Linked DNA regions of Homo sapiens: region 1 is linked to region 2. A link is a loop called in an ENCODE intact Hi-C map of the cell type or tissue named here. Cell type or tissue: PC-3. All regions are shown on one strand. Region 1 has its middle 5.7 kb from the start of LINC00895. Region 2 overlaps CDC45 (cell division cycle 45).

Region 1 (8,000 bases), 76 kb after region 2:
GGCTGGGGGATGGTGGGGTGGGGAAGTGCAGGATGAGGAGGGAGGGCTGAGGTGAGGTCAGTGCTGCACACCAGGTGCATGAGGCCTGGGGAGCATCTCCATGGAGGTACCTAATGGCAATTTACTAGCCAAGTCATCTTGACCAGTTCACTTAGCCTTGGCGATTTGCCTCATATTGCAGAATGTGGATGACAAGACCTACCTCATAATGTTGGAGTGATTCACTCAACGAGTATTTACTGAGTATCTGTTGGTGTTCTGGGTGCCAGGGATTCAGCTGGATGGCCTCAGCAGAAAATACACAGGAAATATGGGTTGAGCTAAAAATCAAGGGCCCAATTAGAACAGATTTGACTATCATCCATATTAACACTCCCAGAAAAGAGGGAGATGAGCAGAGAGAGAGAGAGAGAGACTTTTCCAGTTGCAAGGCAAGAGTAGGCTGCAGGGTCACCTTGTGCTGGCTGGCAGGAGCCAGGGGCTGGCATGTATCCTGTTTGGCCAAACCATCATTAAGTGGCAGTTCGAGAATAGGCCCTCTAAGCTCTTGCACTGGTGTCATAACATCTGGGGATTTCCTGTGTGTCAGTGTTTGTGTGGATAGAGGGAGCTGGTGGTAAGTGTTCAGCCAGGTGCATCCAAGATCCCAGGGTCTCATGGGAGGACCCAGGGCTGGAACTGGCCTCCTCATACCGCTGTACAGCTCTGCCTGGAGCCTGGAGCCTCCTCCTCTGCTGAGTGGTGCTCTCAGCACAAAATGAGTGTTATCAAAGGGGCATATATTCTGCACTCACTAGCTGCACAAGAGAAGAACAGCGGTTGTTGGTATGCCTTATAACTACTCTTCAGAATACACACCCCTTTGACAACATTCACTTTGTTCTCAACCATAAACAACCACACCCCTTGTTTATGGTTGAGAAGATGAAGGCCTGGTGGAATTAGCTTCTTGCCAGAGACTACACTGTGGCCAGAAGGACTCTGCCTTTTCCTTGGCTATCTGAGCTTCATCTCAGAGGTGTTTAATTGCTCCAGCCAGATCCATGTGAATAGCAAATTAAGCCCACACAGTGGCTCATGCCTGTAATCCCAGCACTTTGGGAGGCCGAGGTAGGCGGATCACTTGAGGTCAGGAGTTTGAGACTAGCCTGGCCAATATATGAAACCCTGTCTCTACTAAAAACACAAAAAAATTAGCCAGGTGTGGTGGCACACGCCAGTAGTCCCAGCTACTGAAGCGGAAGCTACATCGAGTTGAGATCGTGCCACTGCACTCCAGCCTAGGTCACAGAGCGAGACTCCATCTTAATAAATAAATAGCAAATTAATGTTTTAAGTGAAGTAACAATAACGGTTTACTCTGATTTAATTTACAAATAAACATGGAGTTTTTGTTTATAAATTTTCACCAAATTTAAAATCTTCAAAGGCTAATTAAAATAGTTAATATTTATTGAGTGCTTCATATGTATTTTCTCATTTGATTTTCACAACATCCCCATGAGTTAGATATGATTATCATTGCCATTTTACTGAAAGTAAGGTTGGAGCAAGGTGGAGTAGGATGGAGTAAGGATGAGGTTAAGGGTGGAGTAAGGTTGGTATACGGTGGCTAAAGTTGGGGTAAGGTAAAATAAGGTTAGGGTAAGGTGGGATAAGGTTGAGGTAAGGCGGAGTAAGGTTGGGGTAAGGTGGGCTAAGATGAAGTAAGGTTTGGCAAAGTTGGGGTAAGGTTGGAGTAAGATGAGTAAGGGGGTAAGGTTGGAGTAAGCTTGGGGTAAAGTGGGGGTAAGCTTGGGGTAAGGTTGGAGTAAGGTTGGGGTAAAGTTGGAGTAAGGATGGGGTAAGGTGGGGTAAGGCTGGGATAAGATAGAGCAAGGTTGGGGTAAAGTGGGGTAATGTGGGGTAAGGCTGGGATAAGATAGAGAAAGGTTGGGGTAAAGTTGGAGTAAGGATGGGGTAAGGTGGGGTAAGGCTGGGATAAGATAGAGCAAGGTTGGGGTAAAGTGGGGTAAGCTTGGGGTAAGGTTGGAGTAAGGTTGGGGTAAAGTTGGAGTAAGGATGGGGTAAGGTGGGGTAAGGCTGGGATAAGATAGAGCAAGGTTGGGGTAAAGTGGGGTAATGTGGGGTAAGGCTGGGATAAGATAGAGAAAGGTTGGGGTAAAGTTGGAGTAAGGATGGGGTAAGGTGGGGTAAGGCTGGGATAAGATAGAGCAAGGTTGGGGTAAAGTGGGGTAAGGTGGGATAATGCTGGGATAAGATAGAACAAGGTTGGGGTAAAGTGGGGTAAGGTTGGGGTAGGGTGGCCTACAGTTGGAGTAAGGTGAGGTAAAGTTAGGGTAAGGCTGGGGTAAGGTGGAGGGTAACTTTTCAGATGTGATACTGTTTTTGCACGCCTTATCTTTCCCTTCTTGCTGCTCAGTTAGGAGCAGCTTTTCTCCTCAATTTAACTGAAGTGAGCATTTGCTGGAGAAGTTGAGGGAACACGCACATTGTGCAGCCCTGTTTGTCTGAGCTGAGGCTTGTGTTTGTCCTAGGAAGGGCCATTTGGGAGCTGTTTGAGATGGCATCTCACAGCGAGCAGAGGAGGGCACAGTCAGGGTGGTGATTGGGGTGAAAACTCTGCTCATGAAGAATGATTTGGTATGTGCACAGATGATAGCTTTTCTAAATCCTATTTTGTTTTTCTGAAAAATAAGTGACAGTAACCTGAACACCTTTGAGTTTCTCCAATGCTGGCTTAGTCTGAGGCTGGGGCCTGCCTGCCATCCCTTTCCCTCTCTCACTGAGTGGCTGCTGCTTGCCCGTCTCTGACCTTTGAGAGTCTCAGGTCTGATGGTGGTGGAGATGGAGCACAGGTGACTGATTCGGGGGACTCGGAGACACACCCCTTGGAGGAGGGACAGGGAGGGTTGGAGGTAGCTGGTTTCATGTGGGCAGAACACAGGACATAGACATCCTCTGTCAACGTTGGTCTTCTCTGTAGTATTTTGTGCAGGGTCCTGGTCAGTAAATCTGGCCAAGTGAGTCATCTGAAAGCAGTCATGTGATCTGTGTTGATAAGTGGATAAAGCATTGGCTTTCATCACTCTCTGGATTTGTTAGTGAACTTTAAAAAAGAAACCTTTCTTGTGCTTTTAAATAATGACTGTGTTTTTTAATCTTACCATTTAAATCTAGTTTTCCTGAAGATGCCTGTGTGCCTTTGGCCAACAGGATCTTTGTCCGAGGTGACAATGAAGATAGTATACCATGAGCCCATACTGCCTGCAGAGTCGTGGCTGCCAAAATTAACAGCTGTGGAATTATTTGTGACCCTGTTAAGGATAAACATATTTGTCCCTTTTCATTTTATGATCAGCAACTGCTAAAGTTCTTACTTGTAATTGCAATTTACTGCCCTCACTGTATTGCTTAGTTTAGAGGTGGACACAGAAAGAATGGAACATTTGTTTTCTTTTGGGTCTGAGCTATGAATTTGGGCCGCATTATCATGCAGGCCTTGGCCCCTCTGTCTCTGCAAGATTGGGCTTTCCTGTTTTTGTCATTCTCAGCTTACTTCGCAGGCATGCTTTGTGTAGAGGAGAAAAATACCCTCCAAAGAACCTCCCAAGGAGGTTACCAGGTACACGGTTCAGCCAAGTGGGTGACTCAATGGGATGCATCTCTTTGTGTTTGTCAGGGCCGGGAAGGGTGTGACAGCATGTGGGGAGAGACTCAGTTCCCAGCCAAATAACTTTACCACCTGAGCTATGAGGCAGTTCCTGCACATCACCACTCCAGCAGGGTCCAGCCTTGCTGCGGCAGAAAGCGAGTGTGTGGGAAAGCAAATGGCTCCACACGACGCTTGCAGTGTTCAGAGGGATGAGTATGAATTGTGTGTATCTCAGGGACCCCTTTGACCCATGAATACATGTATAGAGTATTCTCTATTATGTGGGTGAAGTGTATCTACTTACATACTTAAGTATTTGTGAGTAAAACGAGAAAAAAAAAAGATGTGAAGGATGGATAGAGAAAATAAAACAGCAGGAGGCTGGTAGTTCCTGAGGCTGGATGCTGGGCACATGGGCATCCATTCTACTCTTCTCTCTATACTTCTGTGTATATTTGAACATTTTCAAAATAAGAGGTTTTATTTTGTTTTTTGATTTTTTTTTTAGATGGAGTCTCACTCTGTCGCCAGGCTGGAGTGCAGTGGTATGATATAGGCTTACTGCAACCTCCGCCTGCTGGGTTCAAGCAATTCTCCTGCCTCAGCCTCCCAAGTAGCTGGGACTACAGGTGCGTGCCATCATGCCCAACTAATTTTTTTTGTATTTTTAGTAGAGACGGGGTGTCACCGTGTTGGCCAGGATGGTCTCCATCTCTTGACCTTGTGATCCACCCGCCTTGGCCTCCCAAAGTGCTGGGATTACAGGCGTGAGCCACCGCACCTGGCCTTTTCTCTTTCTTTCTTTTTTTTTGAGATGGAGTCTCACTCTGTAGCCCAAGCTGGAGTGCAGTGGTGCGATCTTGGCTCACTGCAACCTCTGCCTGTGGGGCTCAAGCGATTTTCGTGCCTCAGCCTCCTGAGTAGCTGGGACTACAGGTATGCGCCACCACACCCAGCTAATTTTTTGTATTTTAGTAGAGATGGGGTATCACCATGTTGCCCAGGGTGGTCTCGAACTCCTGAGCTCAGGCAATCCACCTGCCTTGGCCTCCCAAAGTGCTGGGATTATAGGTGTGAGCCACTGTGCCCAGACAGAATCAAAGGATTCTTTTTTTAAGTATGTACAGTATTTGTCTTAGTCTATTGTGCTGCTGTAACAAGATACTTGAGACAGGGTAGTTTATAAACAACAGATATTTATTTCTTACAGTTCTGGAGGCTGGGAAGTCTGAGACCAAGGCACCAGCATTCAGTGTCTGGTGAGGGCCTTCTTGCTGTGTCCCCATGGGGCAGAAGGCAGAAGGGCAGAAGGGCAGAAGGCAGAAGGGCAAAACCTGCCTCGCTGGTTCCTTCAAGCCGTTTTACAAGGTCACTGATCCTGTTTATCAGGGCTCCCCCTGCAGAACTTAATCACCTCCTAAAGGCCTTGTATCTTAATGCTGTCACATTGGCAGTTAAGTTTCAACACATGAATTTTGGGGGCATCCAGGCCATGACAGTTTTCAAACATTTTTCTGCATATGTAGGACCCATCAAACGCTGTACTCCTGCTCTGGTGCACACACTGAGCTGGGCATCTGGGTTCAACAATGCTTCACTTTCCTGGCACGCAGAGCTGAGGGGCAGGGACAGAGATGAAATCTCTGAGGCACAGTGATGGTATCATGGAAACCTTGAACTGAGGGGAGGGTCGGAGTTGGTTTCACTGAGGAATCGAGGACTGAGCTGAGAACCGAAGGATGACTGGGAACCTCCTGGGTGCTGTGGGACTGGGACTGGGGGCGAGGGAGAGGGAGTCTCAGATGGTGGGAATCCCCTGTGTAGTGGCCCTGGGGCCTGATGGTGGCCAGAGGATGGAGCCCAGAGGGAGGGGAGGATGGTGAGGCAGGGGTGGAAGGTAAGGGGTGTTCCAGGCCCGGTTAGGGGATTGGCCTTGGTATTCGTGCCATGGACAGCCATTGAGGCGTCTAAGCAGGGAGTAGCCACAGATCAGGCTCCTGTTTTCCAGCCACCGTTTATTTGTGGCTTGGAGGATGGATGGCACAGGCAGGCACTGGCATCCAGGTGAGAGATGACAGCTCCCCAGACTGAGGCTGTTGGGGGTGTGTGGTGGCAGGAGTGGGAGCAGAGGTGTGTTTGAGAGAGATGGAGGATGTAGTGGCGGTCTAGGCATGGGTCATGGGGAGGAGGGGTGAGCATAAACGGTGATGGAGCCATTGCAGAGATAGAACGCCAGAACAGGACCTGATGTGGAAGGGAAGACCAAGCCTTGTGTCTGACTTGGGTGGATCTGGAGGGAGATTTTGCAAAGCAACTTGGTCATGTAGACTTGGGGCTCAGAGGAGGCCCCTGGGAAATGAGTCTGAGGGACTCCTCCGCATGCAGACACTACTGAGAGTGTGGAGGAGTTGCTTAGGGAGAGGTATGAGCCAAGGGACCACATGAGGTGGCTCCAGCAGACTGTTGAGCCCCAGCTCGGGTCTTTTTAAAATTAAACAAGCCACACTTAGGTGTGCTTGTTGTAAAGATGTGAAGCCATAGCTACTATATACAGATGCAGACACTTGCAGACACTTTTCTAGACAGCACAGCTACACGTATGTACATATGCATATATATTATTTTCCGTTTTATGTAAATGGGATCATACCATCATCCCAGCAACTCATTTTTTTGAAGGTTTGTTTTCTGATTATAAATGTCATGCAAAGGTATAATGGGAGTCCTCTCCTAAAATCCCATTCTCCAGAGATAACATCATTGTTAACATAGTCCTTAAACGTTTTCTTCTATACCTATATAGTATTTTATTATATGGATGAATCATTATTTATAATTATTCCTCTGTGGAAGAACATTTAGGTGCCTGTAAGTTTTCTTCTGTTAAAATATAGCCCTACAGTGAACATTCTTGAGTGTGTGTATTCACTTGTGTGCATTTGTGAGTAGTTTTGCAGGCTGGGCTCCTCCAAGTGGAATTGCTAGGCTAAAGGGCATGTACCTTTTAGAGGTTTTTGTTTGTTTGTTTGTTTGTTTGTTTTTTGAGATGGAGTCTTGCTGTGTCACCCAAGCTGGAGTGCAGTGGCGCGATCTCAGCTCACTGCAACCTCCGCCTCCCGAGTTCAAACAATTCTCCTGCCTCAGCCTCCCAAGTAGCTGGGATTACAGGCATGCGCCAACAAGCCCAGGTGATTTTGTAGTTTTAGTAGAGACAGGGTTTCACCATGTTGGTCAGGCTGGTCTTGAACTCCTCCTGACCTGTAGTGACCCACCCGCCTTGGCCTCCCAAAATGTTGGGATTACAGGCATGAGCCACCACGCCTGCCCAACCTTTTAGAGTTTTAACAGATGTTGCTCCGTGGCCTGAGAATGCCTGTTTCCCCACACTTTCTCCAGCACTAGATTTAACCTAATCTGTTGGGTGAAAAAGGTTGTCTTATTGATGCCTTAATTTACATTCTATCCATGACTTGCAACTTTAAGCATCTTTTAAAATGTTTATTGGTTACAGGCAATCTTCATGAGAACATTGTATCCTCTGTCTGTTTTTCTTTTGGGTTTCCTTTATTTTTCCTTAATGGAGTTGAAACAGTTCTTTGCAGGATCTGGCAGTTGATTGACAGCTTCTTAATTCTAAGAATGCCCCCAACTTAAAAGCAGCCCTGGAGGGTCCCCTTCTTCCGTGTCACCCCCAGTGTCTTGTGTGAGTTGTCACCGGGCCCCACTTGTTTTCCTCTGAAGCATTCTGACAGCTCTGCTCGTGGCCCCTGCGTTTAAGAGACATGCTGGGCCGGGCGCAGTGGCTCACGCCTGTAATCCCAGCACTCTGGGAGGCCGAGATGGGTGGATCACGAGGTCAGGAGATCGAGACCATCCTGCCTAGCATGGTGAAACCCCATCTCTACTAAAAATACAAAAAATTGGCCGGGCATGGTGGCAGGCGCCTGTAGTCCCAGCTCGGGAGGCTGAGGCAGGAGAATGGTGTGAACCTGGGAGATGGAGGTTGCAGTGAGCCGAGACTGCGCCACTGCACTCCAGCCTGGGTGACAGAGAGAGACTCCGTCTCAAAAAAAAAAAAAAAGAGACATGCTGCAGGCCAGGCATGGTGGCTCATGCCTGTAGTCCCAACACTTTGGGAGGCCAAGGCGGGCGGATCACTTGAAGTCGGGAGTTTGAGACCACCCTGGCAAACATGGGGAAACCCCGTCCCTACCAAAAATACAAAACAGCTGGGCGTGGTGCCTGTAATCCCAGTTAACTCGGTAGGCTGAGGCAGGAGAATTGCTTGAACGCAAGAGGTGGAGGTTGCAGTGAGTCAAGATCATGTCACTGCACTCCAGCCTGG
Region 2 (8,000 bases):
TCTGTCCCCTTCATTCTGCTCTCGAGCCTATTTGCTGAGTTAATATTCCAGTTGTATTTTTCAGTTCTAAACTTTCTTCTATATATATATATTTTCTTTCTTTCTTTCTTAAACTTTGTTTAGAACACTTGTCTCTTCTTTAGATCTCTTATTTCTTTGCTGAGGCTTCCCGGCTTTCATTTGTTTCAATCGTTTGTCATTGCTCGTTGAAGCATTTTTATGATGGCTGCTTTAAAATCTTGGGCAGATAATTCTAACAACTCTGTCATCTTGCTGTTGGCATCGGTGGGTTTTCTTTTTTCATTCATTTTGAGATCATCCTAGTTCTTGGTATGATGAGTAATCTTCAAATGAAACCAGGAGATTTTTGTATTATGTGATGAGATTTCGTGTCTTCTTTAAGTCTTCTGTTTTAGTTGGCTTTCTCTGACACGGCTCAAGCAAGGAGAGTGAGTGATGCCAGGTAGAGGTAAAAGATCAGGTTCCCCACCTGATGTCTATCACCTGGGGCAGTGAAGGTCCAGGCTTCCCACTTTGCTGCCTCTTACCCTCCTAGCAGGGAGGGGAGGAATTTCTCATTACTAGAAGGTGGGGGTGGAAGTCTGGGTTCTCCCACCATTGGTTCTCCCACCCAGAGGTGGGGTGTGGACTTGTCACCAACCAGCAGGGGTTGCAGTCTCAGTTCCCTCCTTGGCCTCTCTGATACCACCAGACAGAGGGCTTGGGGTGCCTTGCTACAGCTTCGCAAGGATGGGAGCCTAGGCTCCCACTGGGCCTTTGCTGGGGTGGATATGGATGTTCTTGGTGGTGTTGGCTAGAGTAGATGGGCTACTGCCTAAAAGCTTTCTGTCTTGGGAGGTTGCTCCTTCCCAGTCCTTTGACTAGACAGAGCAGCTTTTGTGGGTTTTTTTTTTTGTTGTTTTGTTTTGTTTTGTTTTGTTTTGTTGTCTGCACCTGTTGGTATTTCTAGGTTGCTGGCTTTTCAGCTCCAACTCTGGCATATATGAACCAGAAGGAAAACTCAAGGAACACTGTGTTGTTCCTCATGTCCCAGAGTCCCTAACTGCTCTGCCTTCACCTCTACCTTTCAGAGTCTTACTTTGTTTTTTTTTTTTTGTTGTTGTTGTTTGTATGTTTCTGAGGCAGAGTCTTGCTCTGTTACCCAGGCTGGAATGCAGTGGCACAATCTCGGCTCACTGCTACCTCCACCTCCTGGGTTCAGGCAGTTTTCCTCCTCAGCCTCCCAAGTAGCTGGGATTACAGGCATGTGCCACCACGCCCGGCTAATTTTTGTATTTTAAGTAGAGACGGGGTTTTACCATGTTGGCCAGGCTGGTCTTTAACTCCTGACCTCATGTGATCCGCCCGCCTGTCTCCAAAGTGCTGGGATTACAGGCGTGAGCCACTGCGCCCAGCCTTACTTTGTTTGATCTATGATGTCGAAGGGTTTTCGGTATATTTAATGAATGTATGGGGAAAAACATATCTACTCCATTTTCCCAGAAGCAGGAGTCTCGGGACCATGGATTTCTAAACCTACCACATTATTCCAGGCCTTTGTTGTGAAGATTAAACGAGGTTGTGCCTGTAACATTAGAATAGTTCCTAACGCATGGTAGAATATAAGAAATGTTAGCTCTCATCCATCCTGATGTGGAAGCTGGTACAAAGTGGGTGTGAGCTTACCTTGGATCCCATAGTGCTGTGGGTGACAGCAGCTAGGGTGGATGAACACAGTTTTGCCTGGAGCAGGTGCTTGGGAAGCCCCTACTCTTTCTGCCCATGGTGTCTGGAGAGCTGGGAGCCAGAAGGGGTCACAGCCATCCCTTGCCTCCATGCCTCTCTTCCGTAGGAACAGGCTGTGCTCGGGGCACTGGTGTGACCGTGTTCTCTCTCAGGGGTCTGGGCCTACTGACTTCTGCCAAATTGGAACCTTCTTGGGCTGTGGGGATAAATTCCTGGTGCATTTGCTCCACCTTTTGTTCTCTTTGTCCCTGTATCAGGAGATAGTGGAGCAAACCATGCGGAGGAGGCAGCGGCGAGAGTGGGAGGCCCGGAGGTGAGTCTGTGCTTCCAGCTGCTCCCAGCACCAGAAGCCCACTTGCCTGGGGGTCTGTGGTGCCACCCATACCTCTGACTTCCTGTCTCAGGATAATTTATTGAGTTTAGAACCTTTGGGCCAGTGGCTCTGGGAGTGAACCTGTGGCCGCTGCATTGGAGAAGAGCTCCAGGTTGTTCGCCGGTCCCATGAGTGACAGGACAGCCCCAAGGTCTCCCAGGTACATGCCATCCATTAGAGACCATGGCCCTGGCTCTTTATTTTTATCAAGTTTTTCCAATGTAGATACTTTGATTTACAAATTATTTATAAGAAGTGCTCTAAAATGAAAATATTGGAAAGGTTATTCTAGCTTGAAGTGAGCATGCAGCAGCGCCCTTGAGGTGGGTCCCGGGGGAAGCCCTTGCTGGATCTCTCATGGAAGGTCTCCCAGGCCATCCAGCTGATGTTCCCCCTGTTTCAGCTGAGGGCATGCACTCCTGCCGCTGCCACAGGAGGAAGGCTGCCCCCTCGGATAAGGACAACGTAAGACAGGTGTGGTGGCTCATGCCTGTATTCCCAACACTTTGGGAGGCCCAGGCAGGAGAATCCAGGAGAGTTCAAGGCTGCAGTGAACTATGATTGTGCCATTGCACTCCAGCCTGGGTGACAGAGCGAGACCTTGTCTCTAAAAACAAACCAAAAAAGGATAATATAAAACCATTTCAGGAAGCATAAGGAAAGAAAAGTGAAAATAATCCATAATCACACTGCCTAATTAAAAGAGATTCTGGGTTTGGGTTTCTATTCCTGGGTTATACATACTTGTGCATATTTTACATGATACATCTGATTTTGCATCTTTCTACTTAATATAACCATTTAAAATAGTTCTGAACAGGCTTTCTAAACAGCCTAGTACTTAATTGGCAGTTTCCCTTCTTTTTGAAATGTAGGTTACTTCCAATATTTTGCCATTATAAATAAGGCTTCAGTGAATTACTTTGTGCACACAGCAAGTTTTGTCTTGCTTTTTCCTTTGAATTGTAATTATGGGACAATTTCTCTGAAATGGAATTCTGAACTATACCACTTTACATCATACATTGCCACTGGCAGTTTGTGTTAATTTCCCAACGTTACACATATACATTCTGCTAAAGAGTCAATAAGTGGCCAGGTGTTGTGGCTCATGCCTATAATCCCAATACTTTGGGAAGCCAAGGTGGAAGGACTGCTTGAGCCCAGGAGTTTGAGACCAACCTGGACAACATAGTGAGACTTTGTCTCTATTAAAAAATTTTTTTAAAATTAGCTGGGTGTAGTGGCACATGCCTGTAGCCCCATCTACTTAGGAGGCTGAGTTAGGAGGATCACTTGAGCCCAGGATGTCAAGGCTGCAGTGAGCTGTGATCACACCACTGCACTTCAGCCTGGGAGACATAGCAAGAACCTGTCTCAACAAAAAAGAAAAAACCAAGAGTCAATATGTGAAAACAAATAGTACCATGATTTAATTTGCATTTCATTGAATACTGTCAAGTTTAGCATTTTTCCAAAATATTTGGCTTCCTGTACTGCTACTTCCTGTTGAAGACCTGCATTTTATGTCATTACAGAAGAGACATCCTCTTTGACTACGAGCAGTATGAATATCATGGGACATCGGTAAGTATGAATAGGTGGAACTCACTATAAAGTTCTGACTCCAGGGGTCAGTGTCCTCAAATGTGAAGAAGAAACGTAGATTTTAGAGCCACAAAAGCCTGGTTTGAATCTGAGCTCCATGTCTTCCCCCTGTGTGACCTTGGGCAGGTGTTGCAAGCTCTCTGAGCCTTAAACATCTCCTCCTCTGTAAAGAGAATAATCCTCATTTCAGAGGTAATTATTAAAATGGTCGTTTGCACCCAATAGGTGATCAAAGAAGAGCAGCGTTTATTTTTGTTCATCAAAAACACAGAATGAGTTTGTACCAGTCTCTGTGCGAGAAGATAAAACGCTATAGACTTATAATGGCCCATCAGTGTGTGTCTTTTACAAAACAGAATTTAGTGTAGAAAACCTACTATGTCAATAGTGTTGAGCAGAGCTCAAGGCCTTAAGGAGCCCTAGAAAATAAGTTTCAATAAAACATCCTGTATTTAGTCTTAGAATTTAATACTGGGACCTTGAACTCTAAGCACCGTATTTCCAGTGTCCCTTTTATTGTCAAGGTTCCATTGTCCTTTGAAGGATCATCCTTTTGCTGTCTCTGCTCAGTCCTTGCTAATGGAAAATTCTAAACAGTTGGTGGGGAGGGTGCTGATGCTCACTTAGAGAAGATAACTCCCTCCAGATATATGGGGCCAGTTCCCTTGGAAATTCTCTCCCTGGAGGAAGCCCGCATCTCACGGCAAAGGGGATCTTAGGGTCTTCTGGTCAGACACCAGTCTTCCTCAAGGTCTTTTACCAAATAGAGACCCTCTGCTTATGGGAGTTAAATGCTCCGATGTGGACAGCCCTGTTGGAAAGAGAGGTGCTGAGGCCCCTCCCTCTTTAATATTCAAATAATTGGACCCAGGGCTCTGCCTCACCTGGCCTTCCTGGGAATGTGTTTGAGGACGCCAGCCAAGCAGGAGGAGTGTGCGGATGCAGAGCCAGGCAAATGATGGGGTCTCCTGGCCTTTGGGATTCAGTGCCTGCCTTGGGCATCACTGAGGAACACAGGGAGATACAAAGAGGCCCCAGCCAGTGCTGCACCCGGGCTGCCCCTACCAAGTGAATTCTTCCCTTGCTACAGGATAAAATATACAGACAGTAATGATTTTAGGTAGCAAAGGAGTTACTTTCAGTCTTCCTCTTCTCAGTTTAGCGTGTACTCATCCCACATGTCGGGCTGGAATCCACCCACATGCCCTGGCCAGGTAGACCCTCCATCCGCAGGGGTTTGCCAGGGCCCTTCTGGCTCAAGTCCAGTCTGGCTGCATGGCCCAGCCCCAGCACATGCCCCTCCCATGAGCCTTAGACTTCTCTGCTTCCTTACAGTCAGCCATGGTGATGTTTGAGCTGGCTTGGATGCTGTCCAAGGACCTGAATGACATGCTGTGGTACGTAGCCCCTGCGGCAGCTGTGTGGGAGTATTTGTTGCCTTGGTCAGTGCCACATAAGCAGCTCTGTCCTCCCACAGGGAGGGTGTTTCCCTTGTCCCCACCAGGAGTGTCAGATGCAGCCCCTTTCTGGGTATGTGTGTGATTTTGGTCTTTTTCCTAACTGTGAAGCCCTGGGAGCTTCACACAAACATGGGACTTGGAGTGTCGGAGAATGCAGAGGAAGAGAATACAGTACAGCTTCACCTTCCCCACTCCTGCTGCTCAGCCTGTACTCAGTAAAGTCAAGTGACAGGAGGAGTGTGAGATTTGAAGGAGGCAGCCTTTGCAGTGGCTCACATCCTTAATTCTACATCCGTAATCCCAGTACTTTGGGAGGCCGAGACAGGAGCATCACTTGAGTGCAGGAGTTTGAGACTAGCCTGGGCAATGAAGTGAAACCCTGTCTCAAAAAAAAAAATTGTCTGGGCATGGTGGCTCACCCCTGTAATCCCAGCACTTTGGAAGGTCAGGAATTCGAGACCAGCCTGGCCAACATGGTAAAACCCTGTCTCTACCAAAAATAGAAAAAAAAAAATTAGCCAGGCGTGGTGGTGGGTGCCTGTAATCTTAGCTACTCAGGAGGCTGAGGTAGGAGAATCGCTTGAATCCGGAAGGCAGAGGTTGTAGTGAGCCGAGACTGCGCCATTACACTCCAGCCTGGGCGACAAGAATGAAACTCTGTCTCAAAAATTAGCCAGGTGTCATAGTGTGTACCTGTAGTCCAAGCTACTCAGGAGGCTGAGGTAGGAAGATTTCCTGAGCCCAGAAGTTCAGGGCTGCAATGAGCTACAATTGTGCCATCGTACTCCAGCCTGGGTGACTGAGTGAGATGCTGTCTGCAGAAAAGGAGGCAGCTCTTGCTAGGCATCCTTGCAGTCCTGGCACACGGTGGCAAAATTTGATGTAGGAAGAACCATCCCTCCTCTGAGTCCGCTGTGCGGGCTGCACCTGGCATGACCGAGCACAGTGGGGCCCAGTCACTCTTGCTGTGGGCTGGCCGTCATGCTGGGGAAGCCAGGCCTTGCCTGGGTCTCAGGTAAAAGATGAGCCTGAAGATGGGAGCCTTGAAGGCTCACCAGAGGCCTAAACACTGCTACTCTACATCCTGCTACTTTAAGCTGCAGGATGAGTAGATGTGAACACAACTAGGGCCCCCTGTGCTGGGGGCATGTGCCATGAGGGGCTCAGAGAGATGAAGTGATACCAGGGTCACCAACAGCTCAGCACAGGCCTCTGCCATGATACTGTATCAACTCCACTCCGAGTGTTGGGGTCAGGAGTGCAGGACAAGAGCAGAGCATGGCCTAGGAGTGGGTGGGAGTGCTGGCTCCTATTATAGCTGCCATGGCTCTCCTGGGAGGTTTTCCTCCTCTGAGTACCTAAAGCTCCCACAGTGGCAGACACTGCACTGCAAGGCCCCAATTACCCTTCTAACCTCTTCACCTCAAGGAGAGAGGCCACCTGACTGAGGCAAGCCAGGGTCTGGCCCCACTGGCAGGACATTCCCCAGAGTGCTGAGCTTGGGCCCGTTCCATCATCTCACTCCATCCCCCAGGCCTCATTGAGCCCAGGTGGGCTATAGGCCGGCTCCACTGCCTTCTCTTCTTCCAGGTGGGCCATCGTTGGACTAACAGACCAGTGGGTGCAAGACAAGATCACTCAGTAAGGACACACTCCCTTGCCTTGCAGGGTCAGCCCTGTGCTGTGGCCAGGTGCACAGCCTGACCATAGCCACTAAGTTTTTAGCAGGGTCCCTGTAGGGTCCTATTGAGAAGTGAGGACTGGCCCTCCTCCTTGGGCCCAAGCATTTGTCACTGAGGAAGGGCTAACTGAGTACCAGCCGAGTGACCGTGGCCTTGTGTGGCGTCTTCATCTGGCAGGTAGAGCCAGCCTCCCCAGTTCTCTCCCAGTGCCCTGCTTGTGCTGGGTGCTACCAGCAGGGCCAGGCTTAGAGGCAGGTGCTGAGGTGTGGCCCTTGCAGTAGGTGGGGGGATGGGGGAAGACAACACAGGAGCAGGTTGGGGGCGGGATGAGAGCCCCTAGTGAGGACCCTGAGTATCTTGCCAAGCAGTAGGGGTTTGACCCCAAAGGTAAGGGGAAGGCTCCAAAGGTAAGGGGTCTGGTGTGAAGCAGAACCCCTTTTGCCCTCAGTGGTGGGCTCCCCATCTGATAGACTGACGGTGAGCTGCAAGGCTGCCTCAGAATGCAGATGCTGCAGGGCGAAGTGGGGGTTGGCTTCTTCTTTCATCCCTGCTAATGCACGAAGTGGCCCAACCTTCTCTAGTGGCCATCAGGCAGAATCTCTTAGGGATTGGCATGGACCTAGACCCCAACATGCTGGTCCTCTCCTAGGGGACCCATGTAGATGTCCCCAGGCTGTCACCTGGCACAGCCCTAGGCGCAGCCTCCAATTGGGTGCTGGTCTCCTCATGCAGTTTGAATAGGCCCCATGCCACTATTTCCTGCCTCCCCAGCCCTGCCCCTGTCTGGATCCTGCAATAAGGCCCACAAGGCAGGAGAAGCCCAAGTTTCAGGCCTGGAGCTACGGCCTGGACAGGTCACCTTGGCACAGCCCACTGCCCTGTTGGGCCCTGAGTCCCTTCGTGTGTTAAGAGTAGCATGGAATTTGTGCACAGATAATGTAGGGGCTAGAAACACCATGGTGTATGCACTGATAGGCACTGTTCCTGGTCTGTAGCAGTCTCTCAGGTGAGGCCCCCACGGTCACTGTCCTGGTTGGTGGCCCTTTGGAACCTAGAGTGGGGTCTTCCTGCTCTCATTGTGCTCAGTGGCACTTCCTGTACAGGATCTGTACCTGAAACTGTCCCTATAAA

What was found. Hi-C counts contacts between places; a loop is a spot of excess contacts. Peaks named below come from ENCODE experiments on the same cell type or tissue, not always from the same donor. Only the 100,000 strongest peaks of a DNase experiment are listed, where the experiment ranks them.
Region 1: it touches region 2 in a loop (11-fold over the local background); 3 of 110 quality-filtered maps call a loop at or near these places.

The regions. Positions count from the first base shown.
Region 1 is chr22:19,568,553-19,576,552 of GRCh38, forward strand. No RefSeq gene overlaps it. Among named protein-coding and RNA genes, the nearest start is that of LINC00895, 5.7 kb to the left of the region's middle. In PC-3, no CTCF peak of the experiment used is centred here; DNase peaks (open chromatin) are centred at 179, 549 and 3,689; H3K27ac peaks cover 3,773 bases.
Region 2 is chr22:19,492,324-19,500,323 of GRCh38, forward strand. It overlaps CDC45 (cell division cycle 45), which reads left to right. Exons shown (of 19, transcript NM_003504.5): 6 at 2,004-2,059; 7 at 3,658-3,706; 8 at 5,063-5,124; 9 at 6,778-6,828. Among named protein-coding and RNA genes, the nearest start is that of CDC45, 16 kb to the left of the region's middle. RefSeq lists a silencer at 6,291-6,507. In PC-3, a CTCF peak has its summit at 3,762 (motif pointing right); a DNase peak (open chromatin) is centred at 5,098; H3K27ac peaks cover 919 bases.